Linked DNA regions of Mus musculus: region 2 is linked to region 1. The links are chromatin loops, found by intact Hi-C in ENCODE. Cell type or tissue: left cerebral cortex. All regions are shown on one strand. Links, peaks and the distances in the headings refer to the core of each region. The heading gives the core; the rest is flanking DNA.

Evidence for each region. A loop is a pair of places that touch in the nucleus more often than their neighbours do. Peaks named below come from ENCODE experiments on the same cell type or tissue, not always from the same donor. Only the 100,000 strongest peaks of a DNase experiment are listed, where the experiment ranks them.
Region 2: a loop joins it to region 1, with 3 times the contacts of the local background. A loop is called at or near these places in 4 of 42 quality-filtered maps.

What each region holds. Positions count from the first base shown.
Region 1 is chr8:103,328,768-103,341,685 of GRCm38, reverse strand. No RefSeq gene overlaps it. Among named protein-coding and RNA genes, the nearest start is that of 1600027J07Rik, 12 kb to the left of the region's middle. In left cerebral cortex, for the core only: no CTCF peak of the experiment used is centred there; DNase peaks (open chromatin) are centred at 2,455 and 5,887; H3K27ac peaks cover 472 bases.
Region 2 is chr8:102,784,526-102,797,443 of GRCm38, reverse strand. It overlaps Cdh11 (cadherin 11), which reads left to right and starts at 12,333. Exons shown (of 13, transcript NM_009866.5): 1 at 12,333-12,548. In left cerebral cortex, for the core only: a CTCF peak has its summit at 6,944; DNase peaks (open chromatin) are centred at 6,952 and 8,924.

The sequences.
Region 1 (12,918 bases), core at 1,973-9,972:
ATGACTGCTACATCCCACATGTGCTAGGTATGAAGAAGATATTAGATGTACATTTTTCTGAAAAGTGCATGTACTTATGCATGAGTATATGTGCAAACAGATGCAGGGACTCTCTGTGTCTATCATGTGGTTCCTGGGAGCATAGCCATGCATTATACTTTTAAGCCCATAATACTGTGGTCCTGAGGAGAGAGGCACTATTTTAGAAGACAGAGAGGGCTGTTGAAGGATCAATTTAAAGTGTGTTTAGATGATGAGTTTCTCAAAACTCTATGGGGTAGAACACTTCAGGCAAGGAGGATAAACAACGCACCAGACTCCATATATACCATAATTGTTTATAATCTAGGTGTGTTCCATTTAATACTGGGCTATACAAATTTTAACGTGATTATTGCTAGTGTGGAATTACAACTGGTAAATACAAACACATACCATTGTAGACCAATAAAAACATAGCATACTTGAGTTTAGGCAAAGATGAGGTGGAATGGATAAACCTCAGGGTACCTTAGGATCATGGGAAGCCAGGGTCAAAGGTACAATGAAAGTGCTCGTTGGGACACAGAGCATAGCTTTCATTCTTTGAGCCATATGCAAGAGTATAACCAACCAGATCTTAACATTTTGAGCACCATATGTTGTCCCCTCTTTGACTAGCACAGAGAAGTTCTTCTCTAGATTAGAACTAATGACATACACTCCATTGAAGAAATAGGGATGTGCCTTGTTTTGGTCTTGATAAATTATTATTTGGTAGAAATAGGTTGGGTTCTAATTCTGTGTGAGCTGAATGAGTTCCTTCCCATCATTGGACATGTACCATCCCATCACTAAAATAACACCATTGCCCAATATCTCTAAGGCTTCAGGTTCTTATACAACACTGAAGTCTCAAACTGAGGTGCTGTGAAATATTCGATTACCAATATCCAAAGGATGATGACACAGGGACTTTTCTGCCTACTCTCAGAGACTTTTGCCTCCTTAGAGACAGGGATGAGCGCCATAGGATGATTTAGGAAGGGTACATTGTTTTAGGAAAAGGAAACGGAGGAAAGTACACTAGGGTGAAAGAAAATAAGCCAAAGACTGGCACTTCCTCAGCTGGAGACTCATTCGACTTAATCTCATGGGGCTTTGCGGTAAGAAATGCCACAGTTGTCCATCAGGAAGAAAACAAACCCAAACAACCCAAAAATTAAAAAACAAAAAGTATTACATCTTCATTTTTTTATGTGCACTGCACACACACACACACACACACACACACACACACACACACACACACACACACACACCCTAAGGGCACATGTAGAGATCAGAGAAAAACCTTGGGAGATAGTCCTCTTCTCCCACCATGTGGGTCCTGAGGATCAAACTCAGGTCTTTGGACTTGGCAGCAGGCCCCGTTATCTGATGAGTCATCTATAGGCTACACTCCCTGATTCAAACTTTCCTGCCTCTGTACAGTCAGTGGGAGAAAGCACTGTCTTTGTGGTTTGCACAGGGTAGTGTAACTTTCAGCTCGCTCTAGTCATGTGGCTCCCACCAGTCTTGAGAATTTTGTGGATGTACGCCATGGGAAACTAAGACATGGGTGTGGTCTTTCAGCAAAGACATATGAGTGGCGGCATGCTGAGAGCATCTCTTGCAGATAGTTCGTTCTCAGAGAGTTTAAGAAAGTTTGTTCTGTTGGAAGTGCTAGGAAAAAAGAACACAAGACTTTAATGTATTACAAGAAACATCATTTTGTCTAGGTCTCAATATTTCTATCTACAAAATGGGCAAACTGGGTCGCATTTGTTCTAAGCAGTATTGCTTTGAACCTTTGCTCTTGAGTCTGATTACATTTATTCAAGCTCTTAATTCTCTCAAACACATGTTTATGCTTCCCCAAATGAATATTTTCTGGTATTCAGTAATTACTGAAGACAAAAATATATGCTACCTTACTATGGTTATCCTGTAAAATGGAGTGATTATAGCACACCTTACACACAATTACTATGGAGATAAAAAAAAATCAATGGGACAAAAATGTTGAGTATGTATTCTCCTCTTCCTCTCTCTAATATCAGCTACGCATACCTTAGTAAGAAATTTAGAGTGTGTTGTCCTGGAGAATGTCTTAACAACCTCTATTTTTCTGGTTGAAGAATGAAGCTATATTCTCTGTGAAATGAAGCAGAGACACTGACAATCAAACTGGGATATTAAAAGGTAGCAGTAAGGTCTTCCTACACAGGCTGTTACCATACTTCTAACCCCTGTGATTTTTATGCATCTTCTGACAGTGTCATGAGAGGCTTAAGGGACCTGGGTGGAACTTGTTCTTAGCATATTGCCTTAGGAAAACCATACGCAGATGGGCTTGTGCTGATCTGAGGAAACAGAAGGAAAATAATTCATGGTTTCAAAACTTGACATTTTTTAGCTTCCCACCAGATATGTCATGTGTACTATATTTGCTGTGCTTCTTGGCCTGACTTTCTAAGCTCAAGACTCAGGAATTAGACTTGACATTTCCTCCTAACATGGGTGAGAGAGGCAGATGAAGAGGGAGGGTACTGTGGAACAGAAAGAGAATGAGCTTCGAAGATGTCCAGACTCAGGTCCAAATTTGGACACTCAGTGTTGAGGGATCTTGTCTGTTCTTGCTCAAGTCTCCTCATTATGATCCATCGAGTCTATGAAATGGGAATTTTGGGTTGTTTACACAACAATCAAGCGGGGATACATCTGTACAGCATGCACATGCTCACGCACATGCTGGACACATAGTTAGCAACCCTGTAATAGATCTCTACAAGACCAGCTCAGAGTTAGCATACACTGAAGGAGTTGCTGAGTACTTTTCCTTTTATCTTCTTCATTGATCACTCTTCTGCCTACCAGGCTTTACTTACCAGTTGTATGATTTTGGCCTTGGTGCCTCGTGAACTGACTTCCTAAGGGAGAATTTCTTGAATGCATGTTGGAAGTGATCTTCAATAATAGTGCTTTGGAAAATGCGCCTGACCTCTGTTAGCCCTTCCAGAACAATATTTCTATCACTGACAAGGAAAAAAAAACATCTGGAAGTGGCATGCTCCTAATTGATTGGCAGGTCTAAAAAGCAGGGTGACCCATGGTGCTTGAACAGGGAGCCAAAGGTGGAAGAGATTGCTTCAATAGATTTGAAAATGTCATACTTTGGGTATAATGTGAGAATTTTAGGAGTCCCCACAGAGCCTAGTGGGGTAAAAGAGGGCAGAAGGAAAGAAACTTATTTAGGACAATGGCCTGGGAAATCTACCCAATGATATGATTGGGTGTCAAGTTGGCAACCCACATAGGATATGGCTCATATCCTTTAGGTCATAAGAAGACTTAGTCACATCAAGAGCATCACTGGTACATGGTGTTGGAAGAGGCTCAGGGGACAGAGACAGTGTCAACAAATGCTTAGGTTGATGTGATTTCCCCATCATGGCTCTTGCTATCTCTAAGCTTCCACCAGCCCATGGTCTAGGGCAGCAGAATACAGAGGATATTGTTGTCTTCCTGAGGGCAAATGGAGTTTGTCATGTTCAGTGTTGTGGGAGCCCATCACTAGCTCCCATGGTGCTGGGATGTTCAATGTAGAAGACATGAAATTGGGACTCCCAATAGAAGTTGGGCCAAGGCCTGAGTCTCACTCTAGGCACAGTTGAGTTCTGATCTTGAAGGATAACACATTAAGTGATTGGTAGATGATGAAATCTGTTCTTTCTATATTTCCATTTCGTGACCCTTCTATACTTTCTTTAGAGTTGCTGGCTGCAGCTGTGCCTGTACACCTTGTCCCTGCTCTATCCCCCTTCCTGAATCTCAGTTTGTAAAGTTTCCCCATTTCCTCCTTTAAGACACATCTGCCATAACAGGTCCTCCTTGTATTGTGCTAGGCTCCATGGCTCACTTTCCTAAAATTTTCCTTGTGGACAGAAAAAGTGCCCTCCCCTTTAACTACCTTGGGTTTTTATCATCTGTTCCCTAGCCCTCTGCAGGGATGCAGGTCCCCACCTCCTCTGACAGTCTTCCCAGGTCACATTCCCTATGCCTACCCCCAGGGATGCTGCCCATGACCCAAAACTGTCAGCTCTCTCTTTCACGCTCACTTAGAGAGCATTACAGGCACACTGTGCGAAGAGCTTCCATTTATGGAAAGCATCTATGTGCAGTGTTGGTCTGTGAAGGCCCAGTGGCCTCTCCCTTTTATTGATTATGACAGGAGCTGCAGATCTCTTCCAGTCTGGGAGTGGGAGCTAAGGGCTGAGTTCTTCAAGGTTCAGGCTCACTAGAGACCGATGAGCTGACTTTTGAACTGCTTTCTCTTGATCAGGCTGTTTCCTTATCGTTGTGTTCCCATGACCACTAGGCACCAGGACAGCATGGTTCTATAGAGAACTCTCTTACTGTAGCCCCATGTGCCAGACAAGTCCAGCTTCTTCAACATCAAAACACAGGACATTGATTTACCCTGGGACAGTCCATGTTTAGAACATTTAACCTAGTGCCTTTGGTCAGGACCCTTTCAGACCCCCATGGTCCTTGCACTTCCAGCCCTCTGTGATCACTTGAAGGCTATGTGCTGTGTCTGAGAGGAAGAGTCACTTCAAGGTCAGTGACAGTGGCCTCTTATCAATTGGGTTTATTTCAGCCCATTGCCATCTCTATGCCTTCAAGAATGGATCCACCCCTCTGTCTCTCTCCCTTCTGCCCTCCTTTTTATCCTTCCCACGTCTCCTTCTCCAGCCACTATGACCAACCTGCAGGTAAAAGACTGACCTGGGTTTCCCATTGCCATGACTTTGTTCATGCTTTTCTGCTGAGCATTTTTTCCACTCTTTCCACCCCAGTTTCTAAGTTCTTTTCAGGACTGACCACAGACCCTACCTTTTGGCATATCTTACCACGGATCTTTGATTTGACCATTTTCATGGGGGACCCTCCTCTGTGGTCACTTCTGTTTAGATAGATGGTGTGATAGGAGCAGCCTGGACCACTCTGGGGATATTTGAACACAACTCATAAATATTTCCAGGGCTATTTCTTCATCTGGGTAACTGGGAAGTGGCTAGAGTGTGCCTATGGTTATAGCCTATGGTGAGACTTACTGGGAAGGAGGGGTACAACTGGTGGGTAGACACATAGGCTACGACATTTTAGGATATTATTTTTGTGTCTCATGTTAAGGGACAGTATGTGGCTATTGGAGTCATGCTTATTTCCAGAGCTGAGTAGAGACTGAATGCTCAAAACAGAGAGAATAGATGATAATAATAAAGAAAGGCCAGAGGGAAACTTAGGGCTTATGTTGGGAACATTTCTTTCACTCTAAGAAACACCTAAGATAATCAAATTAAAAGACAAAACATTTATTCTAACTAATCTTCTAGAAGCTTATAGAGGTTCTAGTCAATGATTGATTGGCTCTCGTCAGGACACAGGACTTTATGTCTAGAGCAAAACCACTCACCCGAGAGCCAGGGGACAGAAGAATGAGGAAGGCTCCAAGGTCCCACAGACCCCTTTAAGGACACGCACGCAGTATATGAATATTTTTCGCTTGACCCCATCTCCCAAAGACATCTTTTCCCAGTTGCGCAATTCTGAGAGATCCATAAAATCCAAGATACAGTGTGAGCACCAATAATTGTATGACCTCAACTTGCAGCTGATTGGAGGCAGCAAGCAAGTGGGCTTGTCTCTTTTGATGACAAGGTGGTAGATAAATAGTCACTTTGAGATCCTCCCTTTTTTAGTCAGCTTCTTAAACAGATGGATTATTTTACACTATGAATATGCATTATGAATATTTGAGTGTGTATGGGTTGGGGGATTTTCCTGGCCTCATAATACCAGTGGAAAACCTGTTTTCTTAGAGTGTAACAAAAAAGGGATGTATGCATGTGGGGGTGGGTTTAGCCTTCACAGGGGCTACTAGGAACCCATAATTCTTATGCAAGTGACTGTGGCTTTGGAGTAAATGTCTGAGCTGTTGCTAGAGTCTCAGGATAGCTCAGGCCTGGGAAATGTTGACAAGTTTGTCATATTTCTGAATAATTAAAGAGCAATGTCCATTTGTGGGGATATACTCTGAAGCTATCACAATGTATTAGTGCCCAAACAAGCTGCATGTGTGCTATTTTAAATAAAGAGCAAAAAAACCAAAGCCAAGAAAATAAGGGCTAGCACTATAAATAACAGTGCTCTGTACATATTAGCCACAGCACAAGAAATGCCATTTACTGAAGATCTGTAGCTTTGTCAAGCCCATTTGCATATACTCAGTGCCCTATTTTTTTCAGTAAAGACATCCTGGAATGATCTGGAATACGGGGGTACTTCTTGTGCCAGATGTGATGTACTTGTGTGATGTACATTTTGGTGTCAAACGTGTTTTTCTTCACTATGAAATCATTGAGACCAGATTATCAGTTTCTTAAATGGATAACCTCATAGGTAAACAAGTCTCCTCCTCCCCTCTCCTCCCCTCCCTTCCCCTTCCCTTCCCTCCCCTCCTCTCCCCACCTCTTCACTCCTCTCCTTTCCCCTCTCTGCTACTTCCCTGTCCTCCTCTCCTCTCCCCTACCCTCTCTGTTCCTTCCCTGTCCTCTCCTCCCCTTCCCTCTCCTCTTCCCTTCCTTCTTCTCCTCTTCTTTTCCCTCCCCTCCCTTCTCCTCTCCTCCCAGTCCCTCTTCTCTGCCTCCTTCTCTCTCCCTCCCTCTTTTCCCCCTCCTCTCCCCATCCCCTTCTCCTACTTTACCCTTCAACCCTCCAATCCTCTCAGTCTTTTTTTGTTTTTGCTTTTTTTTTTTCATTTTATTTGTAGTTTTCTACAATGGAATTGAAGGTGCCAGGCTTGCCCACCTTATAGGGCTGTGACAGTGATTGGAACTAGAAGGTTACAAGGATATGAAGCTGAGAGGGAGGTGGGGTAGGAGACTCTAGTGGGGGCAGTTGGAAGTAGGTAGAGGTAGGAGAAGACAAGGGCTAAGTGTGGTCAATATACACATGCCATAAGTGCTTAGAATGTTCAAGGAGTAAAAAATATTATTTAAAAATACTGTTTATAACTGGGCTATATAATAGATGGGGTTTTAGTGTTTTTGAGAGGCCTTCATGCTAAATGTCATAGAAACTGGGCTAGTTTACCTTCCAACCAACAATGTTCAGAATTCACACTGACCAGGGAACAAAAGAGTAGAAGGAGGAAGGGGGTGGGCAGGAAAGTGGGGGGTAATGAGATGGGAAAATATCTTCCATATAGGATGCGCATGTGTAGGAAACCTTTTAAGTTTAAAAAAAAATAGGAGGCAGGAGATGGGACTTCCCTCCTCCTTTGGTTTCAGAGCTCACCTCTGTAGATGTTAGGTATCCCCCACATAGGAATTCAGTAAAGAGGCAGGTTCCTATAAACCTGCCCTGTAAAGGATGATTTGCTACAGCCTACAGATCCTATCCTGGAAATTTCTCTTTGCAAAGCTGGTCAGGAACAAGAAGTCACTGGGATTTGGAAAGGTCCTATTTACAAAGACAAGCCACTAAGCAATGCCCAGCAAAGAGTATGGTCACAGGTGTGGCGAGGGAAAGAAAACTAGTCAGAACTCAAAGGAATGAAGGGACAATTCTTAGTGCTGATGAACACTGCCAAAAAAAAAAAAGTTAGCCTCCACTTTTAGGGCTGATGGACAATTTTTACAATAAATAGAAGTTGCATATTGAGTAATCTGAATGTTTTTCAAAGTGAACGTTCTTGGATTCAAATGGTCACTGACTGAATAGACAAATTGGTAGCTGGCAGAGGAACTTTTATTTTTTTCTGAAGTGCAGATATTTAATTTATATATTGTTTGTTTATTATTATTATTATTATTATTATTATTATAAGTGCATGTGTGTGCACATGTAAATATATATGCATGCTTTTTGTCTTTGAGTCTGCTTATGCCCGTGTATGTGCAGCAAAACCAAGAATTGACTGAGATTCATGTGTAAAACGTGTCCTATCTTAACAGCTAAATTTGTACTCATAACTGGAGATATAACTAGAAGAGTCTCAATGTCTTGACCTGTGTCACAACCTGGCTAGTGGAGCAACCATCATATATTTTAATTATTGCAAAAAAGCAACTTCTTGATTGAATGGATAGATGTAAACATTTGGCAACTTCTTGCATGAGTGCAAATGAAAAATGATTATATTAGGGCTGTTATTTTTTTTTCCACAAGGATGACTTCCTTTGTGTGGCAGTAGGGTGCTTTCAGAAAATTTTTCTTTTTGGCTGTGATGTTGTTTAAGTATCAAAATGTACCCTTATTCAGTCTTTTAAAGTAACTTTGTGTTTCATGTTAATTGAATGGATTACTCTTGATATTTGACAATGAACTAGAACATGAACTATCAGGAGAGTATTCTCCCACCCTGTATTTTAAGAGTCTGTGTATTCTAGTTCCTAGTGCTCCAACCATCATTATCCAAAATAAAAGGTGATTTAAGCTTGATAGGCTTCAGGGGCTCATCTTTTTCTCTGTCCATGCAATACTCTAGTGTTCATATGAGTAATCAGAAGATATGTTTCAAATGTACAGTGCAATCCACTAAATATGAAACAGATTCCCAGATGCCCCAAGTTGAACAAAATCTCAGGTGAAACTTATGATGCGGCCTTTTTACTACAGACACATATGTATCATTTATATTTCTGTTGGCATCAGTATCCATGTGGCTACTTGTTGAGCAATAGCAATTCTTGCACCTAATGTGGAATGCTATCCTCCCAGCACAACATGGCCATTGAACTCTTAGCAGCCCATGCAGAAGCAAGTAACCGTAGTTAAACTTACTGGTTCATACCTGAGTGGGATTGTTTCTTTGGTTTTTTTTATTTGTTTGTTTTGTTTTTGTTTTTGTTTTGTTTTGTTTTTTCTCCGTATAGGGGAAAACAATGTTTGCCTATCTCTCTAGGAAAAGTTCACACAACAGTCGATATTTATATGAATAGAAAGAAAGTAAGAAATGAGAAATAAAGACAAAAGAAGGCAGATAAAGAGAAGGATAGAGAAAAGGGGGAGAAGAAAGAAGACATAAAGAGAGAAATATGGAGTGTGAACAAAGTTAGAAGAGAAGATAGAAGAGGAGAAAAGAAAAGAGAAAAAAGAAGAGAAAGAGAGAAGAGAAGAGACAAGATGAGGCAAGATGAGACAAGAAGAGCAGGAAAGTAAATACTTGAGCAGAACTAAGCTTTTGTGCTGTTTGCTGTGCTGTGCTTGGCTGTTTTTGCATACCAGTTACACTCTCTGTCTTATGCTTTAATTACAGTGAAAGCTTTCAAAGAAAATAGGTTTGATCATCACAGCTGATTGAAATCAGAGGTAGGTCAAGAGGATGTGACACAGGATGTCCAAAACATCTGCCATCCTCATGTACCAGAGACTGTCAGGAGGTCTACATCTGGCATTTGCAGTTGCCACACATGGACACTAACTGCTGCATACACCAGGAACCCACAGATGTGTCCCTGAGATAGACTTAACTCCAGGAATTAGCCCCATGAGCAAGTGTTCAGAAGTAGACAGCACGAAAGCCAAGTACAGATACTTTGAAATGTTCATCTCTATGAAAGTTCTTTGCTTGGCCTCTGGATGCTAATTTATCACCTGTATCTTTGCAGTCACTGAGTCACCTAGACATATAATGACATCTACCTGGGAATTTTCTGGGCTCAGTCTGGGGACTGGAGTTAGAGTTAGGGCAGGTAGTTTCTTCAGGGTCAAACATCCTTATAAATTTGGATTGAAATAACCTTTTATAACATCTTTACCTGTCTTTATGATGGAAAGATAGAATAGAAACAAGGTAAAAGAAAGGAGTGAAAAAAGGGGGAGGAAGAGAAAGATCAAAGAAGGAAGGAAAGAATGGAGAAGGGGGAAGGGGAGGGGAGGGAGAAACATACCACTGGCTAGAGTTCCAAGCATAATCACAGAATCTTGGCTCCTAGCTGTTCTCTAGATTTTCCAGAGCTCTCTAAATACATATTTTTTCATTACTCAATCATGAACAGCTGTTGGTAAAAGATGGGCCTTTTGTTATCACAGATAATTAAAGGCAAAAGAAGGAAAATTGTGTTGTATAATCGTCGGTGGTTGACATTCCAAATATAAAAAGTAACAGGAAGCACCCATCTCAAGAGAGTAATTTCTCTGACCTGAGGCTGTGGGGCCCAGAGAGTCTTCACACACCCTCATCCATTGCGGGACTCATAAACCAGAGCTCCAGAATGTCCCACAAGTAGGCAAGGCTATCTCATTTCTAGTCTTGCAATAGAGGACTCGGCTGATTAACCATCTCTAATGAGCTTAATGGAAGACCACGGCAGCTGTTATTTACCTTGGGACACGTTAAGGGGGAAATGCATGTTGGCTGGAAATCTCTTATGCAACATGTAGAGGAGATTGTGGTAGAGGCAGTTGGTGGTTGAGAATCAATTAGGCCTTAACCTAACTCTCATTTTCTGCTCAGATATAGTGTGTCTGTATCCAGAACAGCTTCGTAGCTAGCCATGGTAACCCACAGTTGCACTCAGAGAGGGAATTGACATGGAGCAACCACCATGGGCTATGAGCTAATTCTTCTGCTTCAACACACTTTCTTACCTTCTAATGTGACCTCAAACAAAAAGCTGCTAAAATAGCCATGTTAGACACAAACTAAGAATAACAACCAAACAACTGCTCCATTTCCTTTGAGCAGATGCTTCTTTAGTGAGCATGGCGTTTGCTTAGTCCTTCAAAAATAAGAAGTCCTGGGATCTTTAAATGTATATTCTGCATGAACCCCAAACTAACATATTATTGCTTAGGGGAGTTTAACACTAATATTTACCTGGAATCAATAGGCTAGGGTATCTGTTATCAAACTTGAAGACTTACGTTCAATCCCTGGGACCTATGTGGTAGAAGAAGAGAACCAAGTCATATGTGCTATTCTCTGTCCTTTACCTGTGAGCCATAACACATGTACACCTCCTCCACTTACGCACTCAGCCAAGCCTAACATAAGCAAATAAAAATAGTACCTTATAATATGAACACTTATTCTAACTGAGTGCTAATTTTCTATATCTGCTTCTGGAGGAGGTTTGTCTTAGATTGAGCAACTGTACCATTACCACCGTCTTGTCAGCTTAAACAGAGAAATTTCTTTTCCCACCAGTTTGGAAGCTGTCAACTTGAAGACCAATGCTTGGCAGGGTAAAGGGGTTCTCTTTCTTGCATATAGCCCCGTACATCCTCACTGGGTGTTCTTGGTTTTCCTGGGGAACACTTGCATTTCTCTGTCTTTATATAAATATGAGTCTCCTTGGAACAGAGCTTCACCCTTCTTCCCTTACTTAAACTCAATTACACCCCCCCGCCAAGAGGGTTTTCTTCAAATTGAGTCAACTCTCTGTGTTAGAGCAACAACCCGGGATCTGTGAAGCAATGCAATTCAGTCCATGGAAGAGAAAAAGGAGACACATGAAGAGTAAAAATATTTGTATAATTGATAAGGCCTGTAAATCTGAATGACAAGATGTTTAAAGTTTGTCTGCTCCTACCTTCTTTAGATTTAGGCAGCTAGCTCTTTAATAAAACATGGATGCGGATGTATAAGTTTCTCTTCCTGTAGTTCTTTCCCTTTTTAAAAAGTCTAGCTGGTGTTCTGTCTCTTTTAAGATCGGCCTCAGTCCTTGGGGTATGCCCCCGTTTGTCTATCTCACAATTCACATCCAACATTGCTCTCTGTGTGTCTTGGTTTTTCTTCATTTCCCTCCTGCTGTGTTTTCTTCCTGTGCGGCGGAGTTTTTTCCTGAGAACAGAGAAAACATCTCATCCTTCTTATATCTCTATTACCGGCTTCAGTAAAGATGGATGGCTCACCTACTGTTGGCAAGCTTGTTTGCTTTCCCCCTTGGAGATCTGGGTTGAGCGAGCAAGCATAACTTTGGAGTGCACAGAGCATGAGTTACGTTCTTGATGAAAATTTAATCTTCCAAAGAATCCTACAAAGGAAACTTGATGAGTAAATGGGGTAGGAAGTGAAAAGTAGAATTTCCTCCATACTGTACGACCAGAAGGCTTTGTGTCTAGAAGTTGATGAAGATGGTTCTACCCATTGGCCTCTCCAGCCTGCTTGGAAATTTGTATGATACTTTGACTTGGGGAACTTAGATTTTCTTTCTTATTTTTCATAAAACCTCATCTCTCCTGTCCTGGTAAGGCATCCAGCAGGATTGCTGCTCAGCTATGTGTCATTCTGAGAGTATATTCCAAATGACTTGGCCTCTAGTCACCTTCTTGAATTCCTCAGTACACCTTTATTCAGAAATACTTAACATGATCTTTGCTTTATGTTTCAGTAAATGGGTTGCTTTCTTGTGAATTTTTCAATCTCTAAAAAGTTCCATGAAATCAGAGATTGTGTCTACCTTTCCCGTATCTTCTCTGTCTGAAAATGTTACCATGGTCTAAATATAATACCAAACAAATTGAGTAATTTATTGAATATTAAATAAAAATTAAATAAATAAAATAATCATGTCTAATAGGAATTATCATGATGTCTGACATGTGGTTATCAGCTGGGATGGCCAGTTACATACCACTGTAAAAATGCTGATTCTCAAGCCCCAGCCTAGATATGGTGAATCAAGGCACCTAGGCATAGGCTGTAGCCATTTACAATATCTCAAGATTACCAGGTACCTGTGATGTATGCTCATGCTTGAGGACTACTGGTCTAGCCATGCTTTTTAATTTTTGATGTACAAACGAGTCACACGGGATGTCTCAAGGAAGGATAAATTCTTGTTCAGGCGGTCTGGGTGTGGGGTTGTGATTCTGTATTCCTAA
Region 2 (12,918 bases), core at 2,113-10,112, 540 kb after region 1:
TTTGTCTTGACAGTAACCAAGTTATCAGGTGCACAAGTCAGTAAAAATATTCAAAGTTAGAATGTATACATGCAAATTGTACATGACTCTCTCTCTCTCTCTCTCTCTCTCTCTCTCTCTCTGTGTGTGTGTGTGTGTGTGTGTGTCTGTCTGTCTGTCTGTCTGTCTGTCTGTCTCTTCTGCCTCCTCTCTTCTTTTTCCTGAAAGAAATTGTCTTTGTTCATATTTCCTCTTCCACATGTTTGTTAGGAAAATCAAGTAAATCTACATGTAAATTAATTCATGCCATACCTGACCAGTGTAAGAATTAAAAATGTTAGCTATTGTTATTTTAACATCACATATGTTCTGAAGGTCCATTACATCATGGCTGTGATAATCAGTATATCCTCACCTTTAAAAAAAGTAAGAATTTTGGGAGGAAAGATGTTAAAAATAATGGCCCTAGTTCTTAGTGCAGATGCTTAAAGCACAGAGGAAGATGTTAAATTTGTACTGGTGCTCTAAAAGAGGGGACAGAACTGGATAATAATTCAATAATTTTTGAAGCAAAGATACATGAACCCACTTTTAAAGAATAGATGGAAGTAGAGCAAATACCATGGAGACATTTATTCTAAACTGGAAGAACAGTGTATAAAATGGTAACAATACTACAGCTTGTGGATCTTTGTAGAGAGATAAAATGTAGATTTCCTTGCATCTAAATTTAGAATTATGACATCATAAGTTGAGAAGTCTTCCCTTTACAAGACATTATCTTCTCATCAAATTGGATGTTGCTCAGTTTGCTTTAAAAAAAAAAATCAAGGAATTCAGGGGTAAGGCAATTCAGTGTAAACATGGATACCCAAGTTCCACAATGCCTGAACTGTAAGCTCACAGCTTCTCACCTGTACTTCCTCCATCAATGGCATCATAGGTTTGATAAAGCTCTGCTTCTCTCTTAGAGGACCTGATTAGGATGCTGCTGCACCTATTGCCAAAGATGCTCTCTACTTATGACATGATATTTAAGACAGACATTGACCCAGTGAAATGTAAATATTCCTGAAGCCACCTTGTTAACAGAGCAAAGTCAAAGATGTTTATCATGAGAAAGCAATTACTGGGTGTTAGGCCTGAGCATGGGAATAGTGTTGGCTGAGGACCAGCTGTTATTTTGGGCTCCATTTTTGCTTTGAATTCATACCTCTTTTTTTTTACACAATGGTCCAGTTATTTTTATTTTATTATTATTATTATTATTATTACCAGAACCTTTGGTACCTATACAGACTTTTAGCTTAAAACAAGTCTCACTTCATTTTATACATCTGCCACATTGAAATAGGTTCATCTGGTGGTTTGTTGGTTTACAGTACATCTCCCAACTTTTGCTTCCATGATTCATCTGACTTGAGGAAATTAGACACCCTGCGTGCTGTTCCTCCTTCCTAGGTTGATGTGAGCAAAGCTAAAGCAGCATACTGGTTCAGATTACAAATATACACGGTCAATACTGCTTCTTTTGATAAACATTTCTTAGGCTTTCAGGGACTGCTGGGGCTGAAGTATACATCATTCCATGCAGCATACGAAAGAATTAGAACGGCAATTTGGACACTGCTCTGACTGTGTGTTCTGTGAAGTCCACACCAAAATTCATCTTGAAGAGTTGGCGTGACACATAAGATTCCCTACCACCTCTTTTCTCTCTTTTCATTTCTTTTCTATAATTCCTAATTTCAGTTGCTTTTCTCAGCAATAACTCTTTTTTTTTTTTTTTTTTTTTGGTAAGAAGATATTCTTCAATACCTCCAGAGTGCCTGCATGTTTGAGATAAACCAATAAAGTACTAATATTAACAGCCACTGGCTTCTATATATCTTTGCACAGACATAGGTAAGACCTTCAGCATAAAGGATGATACACAGATTGAAAACCAAATTATCAGTGAGTCTCTTTGTGGAGAAGGGGATATTTTTTTCTTAACTGTCTCGCTTCATGTTTCCATTCTGCCTTAGAGTAAGAATAGAAAAAAAATGTCAAGAAAAAAAAAAAAAGGAAGGAAGGGGAGAGTGGAGAAAAGCACTTACTAGGAATTGAGAATGTTCAAGCCACAGCCGGTTTTCCTTTCTAAGTAACAATTCTCAGAAGCCACCATGGACGACATTGTCATCTTAGAGCCACAGAAGTCAGAGGCATCCAGGTCTGGCAATCAAGGAGCACAGACTGAGCTCAATTCTGAGCTTGTTACACTTGCAAACCCATTTCCTAAGTCAGGGGAGTCTGCCCTACTGCTGCTAGGACCAGAGAGAGCAGAGTGGGACTGAGCACTTCGCGGACATATTAAGCAAGAGGGATCACAGGTGATGATTCCTGGATGCTGTGACTATCAAGGTATTGACCAAAGGTCAGCATGGTGATGGTAGGTTACCACAGCACAAAGCTCTGGGCTACCTGAATGTCTCTGGTGGGTTTTCATCACAAAGACTATCTCACAGTTTTCTTTGTCTATGTCCCAGAATCGCTCTAACAGATATGAAATCAATATGCATATCCTTTGGGGACAGCTTTCAGAAATTATCCTTGAGTTGATCATAATCAGTAATCCTACACTTTTAAAGGGAAATAAGTATATTGGGGCAAACATTTACATTTTAGAAATGAAAAAAAAATATCCAGAAGCTAAATGTTTTGCCTCAGATAAGAAAATTATATACTTTCAATTAATTAAATGTCAGGAGACTTGCTGTCTTCTTGATTCAAGGGGGGGTCTTTGAGCACTTTTATGTCCAAAACACTCTCATACACCCCAAACTTGCAAACCTTATGCCCAATCCCCATTCACATATGAACACAACTAGTCCATATTCATCCGTATTTCTGCTAGTCAGCAAAGTGTATCTTTAACTACAAATTACTTTAGTTAGTCACATGAAAACTCATTCCCAGGAGACATTTTGCTCTGGATGCTACACCTAGTCCAAGATGAAGACTTGACTACATTTCCAAAAACACATTCACAATCATTTCCTCTGCTGTGACACTTTAGTGAACTGCAGGACATCATGTGCTTAAGTGACCAGTCCCTAGTGAGTGTCAAACAGAACAACAATGGTAACTAAATCTATCCAATAGGTGAAACGAGGTAGAGGTTGAATTTGGGATTCTTTTCATAACATGCAGAGCTCTGAGTTCTTCATTTCTGAATTCCATACTAAAGCTCGTTAACCATTACCTTTATTGATCCCTTTTTATGTTATCAAGTAAGTCCCTGTGTGACCTGTTCCTCGCATGTGAATCAGTCTGTTCTGTGTGCATCCCAGGTTTCCGGTACACTATAACCTTTCCTTCATCATTCCCTCCCCCTATGGAAATTAGGTTCACAATTACTCTACCTCTAGGACTCGAGCAAATGAACAATATTTAATAATTCCCTGATTGGCTAGCTGTTGTTGACTTTGAATAAAAATGCCCAGTGCTTTGAAATTTCCCATCTTTACCTATAAAGTATTCACTATGCTCTGTAAGAAAATACAAAGAGTTTGCATGAAAATATTCATGAATTAAATACCCACTAAAATATTTTTTTCTAGGCTGTGACATAACTTATTGGTAAAATGCTTGCTGAGCATGCCCAGAGCCGGAGAGTTCTTTGGGTGGTTCTTTAATTTTACGAGTGTCCTGGAAGCTTATTAAGTGAGGAGTGAATTGCGTTTTACAGCTCAGAACTGAGGTGACTCAAAATGGACAGTCTGTTCCAGAATACCATTTCCAAGAAGAAAGCCCTTAAGCCACCTTTGGTGTAAAAGGACTCCAGTTTTTTGGTTCACCTTATGTTACAAGGAAACACCACTATGACTCGGCCTTGAGCCAGAGACAGCCAAGGCAGCTGGGAGAGGGAAAGATGTACAGCATCTAGATCAAATATGGAAATACTAACCTGTCATGCTGAGTGAATTCAACCACCCGAAGTCTAGAACATTAAGAACGATTAAGGATGATTTCTGCCTTTCTTTTCCCAGTACTGAATGAAAGGTCATGAAAATTGGAACACACATCTCCATGGGACTCGCTGTTGTCCAAATTGTAGTCTATTTGCAAAGCAAGCGAGTCTCAAACTTGAATACATTTCCAATGATTCTCCTGGAGAGCAAACACATTTGAATGCTTCTATTCAGGGGTTTTAAAAGGGATGTAAATGTATGCACATATGAACATGGAAATAGCCTTCTGCGAGGTGTCTCAGTAAACCACTTTCCCAGCCCATACAGCAAACAAAGTGGAGTCAAAAAGCGGCTGCAGACTTGTCATCATGCTTACCTGTATACTTGAATTTGGGGAATCCATACACTCTAGGAAAGTTGCCTATAACCCATCATTTTGTAAATTGGATTATCTTTTTAAAACCAGTAAGGGAGGTAGCTATTTTAACTAGCTTCTGAATGCAAACTTGGAAAATCGAAGGCTCTGGTTCTTTATTTTTACTTTTATTTTTTTGTAATGTGAATAATTGGCATCCTTACATTCACTTTGTCAACAAGGGACATTCGTGCCATGCTTAGATTCAAGGAGGTGATCCATCTGCTTTAGGGTTGAGGACTCATTCATTCGGATAGCATTATTTATGCATTTAGTATTCATGAATTCATTCTACAAATATTTACTGAGTGCCTACCATATGCCCAGCCCTGTGTCGGATGCTCAAGTTATAGGAGTGAACAAGGGAGGGTATGTATTTTGCCCTCCTGAAGCTTGTATCTTAGTAGGGTAAGACAACCAACACAAATAAGTCACACACACACACACACACACACACACACACACACACACACACACACACACATCAGACACAGTGCTATTTCTACTAGATACATCTGTTATAGATGGGGATACATTTGTTGAAATGGATAGGAAATGAAGGTCAGAGGTCTTTGGAGTGATGAGTGGGTGCTGCTGCTGCTGAGAGTCAGGGGCAAATCCCATTAAGTGGGCAAGTACTAATAGAGGAAAGAAATAACAGATGGATGAACTGTAAGCAACAGATCAGAGTGTCTTGACGTTGGATTACTTGTCCTCAAATGATAGCAGAGAGACAAATAGGTTATCAAGTAGCAACGGGGATCTGCAAGGTAAACAAGGGCTGCTCATTTCTACATAGCAGAAAAAGGAGGCTTGTGTGAGACAGTTACACTTAGCATCCTTGTGGCGGTCAGGAAACTCAATGCCTTCAAGCCCACAGATTTCTGCATGGAAATGGGGCCATTTTCACATGCATCTCCATGTGTATTTGGTCTTCCTTACTGCACAGCTGCCTTCTAGCTGATATACATTCTCTGTTTCTTTCTTAAAGTTTTGAAAATTTATTTGTGTGTGTGTGTGTGTGTGTGTGTGTGTGTGTGTGTGTGTGTGTGTGTGCATTCATGAGTGTGTATGTGTATGGAGGTCTGAGGAAAGCCCGCAGAAGTCAGAGTTCTAGCCATCCGTGTGTGAGTCTGGGGAGACTGAATCTGAATCTCAGGCTTGCTGGCAACCTCAATTTCAGAGTCATCTTGCTGCCTCTCTTCTCTTTCTGCCTCTCTCTCTCTCTCTCTCTCTCTCTCTCTCTCTCTCTCTCTCTCTCTCTCTCTCTCTCTCTCTGTTGTTCACCTGTTTATCATGGTCTCTTCAATGACATTTATTTACCTATGAGGCACTGTGCTTCAGGATCTGATCTATTTCTCCTCTCTTCTTCCAACTCTTTATCATAGCAAGACTGAAGATCATCACCAAGTTCTCCCTTGAAAGGCGGGCTAATGGGACAGACACCTTGAGAACCAAATACGTACAGACTGGAGCCCCAGCTCTCCTGTTTACCAACTGGAGTCACCTGGCCACTGCATGCAATTCCATCTCACAGCTCTCTCATCTGTAAAATAGGGATGGTAATATAGGCTTTAAAAGAATGTTTTGAGGATTGTTAGTTTTATATATAAATGCTTCTGGAATATCAAACAGGCTGAATAAAACCTAGCGGTTATTGTTATTACATTATTTTTTTCAGCTTGCCCTCTCCCTTTCCATCATGAACCTTGATTAAAAGTGAGGACATTGTTATAGCGATTTGAAGTGAAGCTGAATGCTTCTTCGGTCATTTGTCTCTAATATTTTGGAGAATTGTATTTGTGTCTATGAGAACCCACGGACCTGAAAACCCAAGATGGCCCTGAGGGGGAATGAGGGAAAGCTGCTTCTGCCTCTTGGAGTAGGCATCAGCTGCTCTAACATGTCCTACTCCTCTGCAAGGAAATGATTCCTCACTCAACTCTGAAGTTTCTCCCACCACAAAACAACAACAACAACAAAAACCATATTCCATTTTCCCATTGTTTTAACTATCTGTCTGGTCCTGTAGTATGTTCTGGCCAACAGGGTATAAGTTAAAAGAGAAAGTCTCCGGTACTGGACCTCACTACTCAGGAGCCTTGTATATTCCCACTCCATGGTGTCTTATATGGTTTACTTCACTGTGAGAATATGAGCAGCGTAATCTCGGAAGGATGAAAAGAAATTCAGAAAGACAAACTGAGTTTTCACAGGCCAACTAACTCTAGACCTAACAACCCAACAAACTCACAGATAAGATAGTAAATTTTATTTTAAGACACTGAGTATGGGAATCATTTGTGGTATAATATTAGCATGGTACTATTTAGCTAATACCCTGGGCTTAATCCACTCAGAAATACTAGCTCATTCAAAAACACTCACTGGCTCATTTTCTTTTGTATGTATCAGACACTGAGCTAGCTTCGAGGAATGGTGGATATTAATAATATGGACATCATCATTTCCCTTAGGGTAGGCTAGAAGTAAGATATAAAAATATTACCTATAGATTTATGAAGGAGGCATTATTTCCTATGAGCAGCTGCCTGCAGTCTTAGTTTACGGAAGACAGTGACCTGCTTGCTCCTAGTGGCAGAAAGGAGAATTGCGCCTCTGAGATTCTTTGCATTTAGTGAAGAGGAAAGAAAACTTTTAACTTAAAAATGTCAGCTCTGTAAGAATCAACCGCTATGAAGAACAAGCTGCATTTATGTGGGGAGGCAAGCAGGGGCTATTCCAAAAGCTGTTGCCTATCTGTGGAAAATGTTCTTCTAGCTGGGCTGTCTTGTCTGACCTCAATGGGAAAGGATGTACCTAGCCAGGCAGAGACTTGATGTGTAAGGTTGGGAGTGGTGGTGTGGGTGGTATCCAGTTGGGGAGCCTCACCCGCCCAAAGGAAAAGGGAATGATGGGAAGGATTGTGGGAGGGATGACCTGGAGAGGGGCAGTGAGCTCACACTCACTGTAAAGTGAATTAAAAAAATATATATTTATGCCCCCTGCACCCTACCCCCACCATACCCCAGAGCTCAACTTCGATAAGCTTTCAAAGTTATAGGGCCTGAGGCTCAGAGAAATGCTTGTCCAGTGTGACTTGAGGGACTTGTGTCAGACATAGAATGCACCCAGAGCCTGTTTATTTCTGATGTTGTCACTGCAAACTGTAATGTTAGAACAGCTTTCAACAGTTGTAGTATTCTAGGCTGAGATTCCTATTGCTGATTCTCACAATTTTAATCTGTAATTATAACATGTATTCTTCTAAATCAGATAAACCAGAGCACCATGATCAAGTGTTATAAAATGATAATAATTGATAGCTCTCACTCTTGGAATCTTTGTTCTATGCTCAACATTTACTATTTCTGAAAGAGTAGACAGCAAATCTCAACAGCAATTGAGGTTCAGGTAATAGTTCCATTTTGCAGACCTGGAAGCCACATTTGGGGATAGGTAACAGACTGCTCAAAATCATGCAACCATTGAGAGATTGCTGCGTAGGGGTATCCTCTGAGGTAACATTCTGTCCTTAGGAGAAGCTCTTAAAAGGTGAAGCATTTTATCCTCCATAGAAATCCATTAAGCTCAGCAAAGAAACAATTCGATAACTTCAGGAAATCCCTGAGACTGACCAGATTCACTCATCGTCCCCTTTTCCAAGTTCATATAATCAGCTGTATAAACTGTTGGGAGACAGTTTTGGAGAAGCCAGGCTGTGTGGAAGAGACACTATGATCTAAGTGTAAGTCATGTAGCAGGCTTCAGAGGTCTTTGGTGGGTCGTGCTAGTCTAGGCTTTTGGTGATGGAGATATTTTGGAGGTATTTCTGCTCCTGGAAGTAAACCTGACAGACTAACAAGTTCACCAAGTTGGACTATGGTGGTATCCTGACTTTGCTGTGGAATGACTTAATGTTTGTTCAATTCTTTCCAGAAATTTGACACGACAGGGACAGAGATGACAGGGACAGAGATGGGATTCTGACACAGCTAAAAAGACATGTGACTCTTTACAGTTTTGATTCTTTCTTGAGAGTTGACACAACATGGTGTTCTCATTCCATCTTTCTCCCTTCACTGCCTTGGGAGGGAATGCACGTATGGAAGCTAAGTCAGTCTGAGGAAATCTACTCTCTGTTTGGATTTTGCCTTACTTGCAAGGTCTTTTACCAAAAGGCCTACTAGAAGAAAAATTTCTAGAAGATCTGGGGACCCTGGGGCTTCTGGCTAGAAATGAAGAATCGCCACCTAGGCCCTGGGTATCTTCAGAGTTAGAGGAAAGGCACATCAAAGGGACCGGGTCCCTTTGATGAGGGAAAGACATGAAATTATCAGCTCTGCTAAACAGATAAAGACAGAGACTAGAGGAAGCTCATTTGGGCTTCCTCGGGTTTGCATTGGGAGGCATAGACAACCTTGAACCATAGTTTTCAACCCCCCTGTAAAGCAAAGCAAAAACACCAAAGAAAATAAGCAGCAGAACTTGGTAGCTGCCTGGGGGAACTTGAGGAGTTACTTCTCTCTCTCTTTTTTTCTCTTTATTCTTTTTCCTTTTACAATCTGAGCTGAAATCACACATTGCTCCACCCAAGTGCTTAATATGGATTTGGAAGATAGATCCTAACATCATCATAAAAAGAAGAAAAATCCTTTCTGAAATGCACGCTGTACGCTGTGTAGGTGTGCTCGCAGAGTCAAGCGCAAGAATGTCTGAGTCCCTAGGAATTAATCTCTTATGAGCACTACGGGGTAGGTAGGGATGAGGCTTAGAGCACTACGGGGTAGGGATGAGGGTTAAGTACTCTAACATGTATAAGGTTCTCTAATGCAGCTCGTAAGAACCAGACTTGAAGAAAATAAGTTTTTCCACTTATTTTCTCTCTTCAAATGCCTTGCAAGAAGTTCCCCCTGTGGGGTTTAGTCGTGGGTCACGGAATGGCCCGCTCATCGTCCTGAAAGAAATGCCTGTTCCTGTTAATGATCATCTGAGATGTTTTAGCAAATCTGTACAACCATCATTGCTGTTTGATTTACAGCGTTTCTGAGCAGAAACTGCTTTCAATCCACTTCAAAATAGCCAGTTCCTGTTTGTAACCTCAACCCCGGGGCAACCACTGCTATGCCGTCCACATCTGTAAACTTGCCTTTTCTAGACATTACATATGAGTGGAATAATGTGTCGTATTGCATGTGGCTTTTAGCATATTTCTGAGGTTCCTCCGTGATGTGACAAGTGTCTTGATCCCTCTCCTTTCTCTTGCTGAATAATATTCCATTGAATGGATACATCACCTCTTACGTGCCCGCCTCATCTCTCCTTGGCTATTGTTTCCCATATACACTCCAATGGAACTAAAGCAGGTATGAACATTTCACGTGACTATTTTGGTGTGGCAGGTTTTTTGTTTTTCTTTTTCTGATTTTGAGAAGAACCTTGGTGTAGAATTGTGCAAAGACTGTTGATTCAAGTGTGCAGCGCCACTTGAAACCTACCAAGAGAAGTTCAGCTTCATTGTAAATATTCGATGATGTTATTGTTCATGAAGTGGATGGATAGTCTAAAGAACAAGTAATGTCACTTAGTGAACTCTGGACAGAAAGCAAACGCGATGCCCAGCTCAAGTCCCATCACAAGTAAACAGGCTCAGACTGGGCTACACCTCGAACTGGAGTCCATGAGCCTATCCTCCACGGTGCTCTCCTCACTGCAGGCTCCAGCAAGAGGTTACATGGATGTTAGCTGTAGGTTTTGCTCGTTCCCTTCATGCAGCGCGGTAAAGATTGGAAAATCCAGGAGCTGTCATAAATGCCAGGGTTAGTGGGACACTTTCCGTTCGTTCCTCCCTCCCTGTAACTTCACTTGTTATGTGGGAATGATTAGGTAGCAGCCCCTCTGTTCTTTTACAGTGGGGACTTCCGGTGGTGGTTTGGAACGTGCCCAAAGTTTTAGGGCTTAGATCCGACTTCAGATGAAAGGACAGAGCCAAAGAAATCAAGAAGAAAGAGAAAACCTAACCCAATGGTGGTAGAAGGGGCTTAGGTCCCTGCACCAAGATGAGCAGGTAGAAAGCTCAGCTAGCAGTCTCCAGACAAGTACCGGATTCCCCCCACCACCACCTCCCCCCCCCCCCTGCTTGCTAGTCTTCCCCCCACACCCCTCCGGCGCCCAGCAGCTGCTACCAGCGGCGGCGTGTGTTGTGGCGGTGGCGGTGGGAGGCCTGGAACTTTGGGCACGATCCGGAATGAGGGAAGAGGGAAGCTGGGAGATGAGTGAAGTGGGTAGCTGAAAGCTTAGCGCCCCCTTTCCCCAAAAGAGTGGGCAGTTTAAAGGCCACGTCCACACGGAGTGACAGGCGCTTCCTTTCCAACAGTATGGTTACTGTGGGTGGGGGGTAGGGGCGGCACCCAGTGTCACAGGGACCTGGAGATGCTGCGGAAAACGCAAGCACAGGGCAGATATTCCAGCGGTCTTGTCTGCGCCTTGGTTCCTGATCTCATTTCCAGGAGCCCGACGGGGACCGTTGATCTGTGAGAGTTCCGGGTCCCCAGGACTGGTGGCTAAGTGCTTTGGTGGTGGGATTCAGCCACCATTTGTTCTCCCTGGGTTCTCAAGTGCCCTTCCCATGCGCTTTGGGTCCTGGCGCTCTCTTCCATTGGTGGCCTCTTTTCTTTTTTTAACTTCTGATTCCTGTTAAACTCCCCCTTTAGGTCTTCCTGCTTCTGCTGCATAGTCCAGCTTTTGTCCCTTGTCATTTTATTGTTCTTTTCCTGAGGTCGCCACTCCCAAGCCACCGCGACTTTCCTCAAAAAATCCCTTTTTATCCTTCGCCCATTGGAAACTCTACTTCTGCTCTTTCTAACATCTTCCAGACTGGAAACTTGTCCTAATCCAAGGTCCCCACTGAAGCATGGATCCTTAGTTCCCAGTCACGGTGCGGGTCCCCACGCTGCTCTAGGTAGGAAGAGCGCCCCGCCCCGCCCAGTCCCTGGCGCTTTTTTTTTTTTTTTTTGAAGATCCAGTTCTTCTGCCCAGACACTGTAAAGTGGACAGGAATCAGGTTGGGGTATCCTTTGCTGGGTTCTCGTGAGAAAGATATAAACAGGGGGCTGAGTCAGGGTGCGGGTATTCTTCACGTAGGCCCATCCTCTGGTCGAATGGCATTCTCTTTGGGGCCTTGAGGGGCTCTGTGGTGTCCATTCTGGGAGGCAACAAGTGAAACTGCCGGATGGGGGTGTTGCTTGTAATTGGCTGGAACAGAAGCTAGAGACTCTGTCCTGGTGGGGCTGACCCTAAAGAAGGCTTTGCATGTAGGGTAGAACAACATTGAGGAAAAACTCTATTCTTCTCAAGTCCGAATGCCCCTGTCTAGTGTCTTCACCGATTTCCCCGCAAGCGGATTTCTCAAAGGATAGATACCGGGATGCTGAAGGTTCGTGGGAGAGGGCACTGGGCAGGAGTGGTCAACGTGGAGATATTTTCAGAGTGCTAACTGATAAAGCCTAGAATGCGCTCCCTAATTCCGGATTGCCTCCCCTACTTGGGCAATGCCTTCCATCCAATCCATCCTCCGGCGGGCCGGTTGAGGCCCTAGCTTGTCCAGCTGGAGCGGATTTCAGGAAAAGAGGAAAATGGGGGCTCTCAAGCCCTCTCCAGCTTCCCTCCGTCGTCCTTCCTGATTGGCTGTGTATCCCCGGAGCCCAACTTCAGTCGCTCCAGACTGTGTCTGAGCCCCCACAGGAGACGGAGCGCTGCGACCCAGGGCAGGAGGGGCGGCCAGGCCACCTATTCCTGGGTTTGGCATCTCTCGGGGCCCCAGGGGGGGAGGAGCGCCGACAGGGTAGGCATCCATCGCCTCCTCCAGGCCCAATTCTCGGCGTCTAGCAGCCTCGGTTCCTCTCCGCCCCCCTTTCCCTCCCAGCGTCGGCCTCCCTCCTCCTCCCCCCTCACCCGCCCGCCTGCCCGCCACCTCCCCCCGGTTTCTCATTCCTGCCACTAGCGCGCTCCGCGGCTCATTCCGCGGCCGCCGCCAGCTGAGGGGAGCGTCGCGGGCCGAGGAGCAGATGCCGCGGGGGCCGCTCGCAGCCGCCGCCGACTTGTGAATGGGACTCGGACCGGGGCCCGGGCTGACACCGCTGCGCTCGCCCCGTGCCAGGGACAGCCGGCCAGGAGGTCGTGTCCACCCGCAACGGCCCCAGGTGAGGCGCTCTGCTCGGCTCTAGACCCTATCTAGATGGGGCTTCTCGGAGTAGGCAGAAAGGGGAAAGAATTGCTTCTGAAAGAGACTGTTGCGGAAGGGGGAGGTTGCTGGCTGATGGAGATCAGTAAAGCAAAGCAGAAGGGCTTTTTTTTGGGGGGGGGGTGAGGTTAAAAATCAGAGAAAAGGGAGGCAGCCTGCTGTGGACGCAGGCAGAGCAGGGGTTTGAGGCGCCAGATGTGCGCTCCCCGGTTCTTTGATTGTTGCCCCCCCCCCGGGGTGAGGGGCTGTTGCACCAAGGCTTCAGCACAGGGGGATTGCTTTGGGTTGGGGCAAGGAACTGCAGAGCGGAGCTCTGGACACGCAGACTG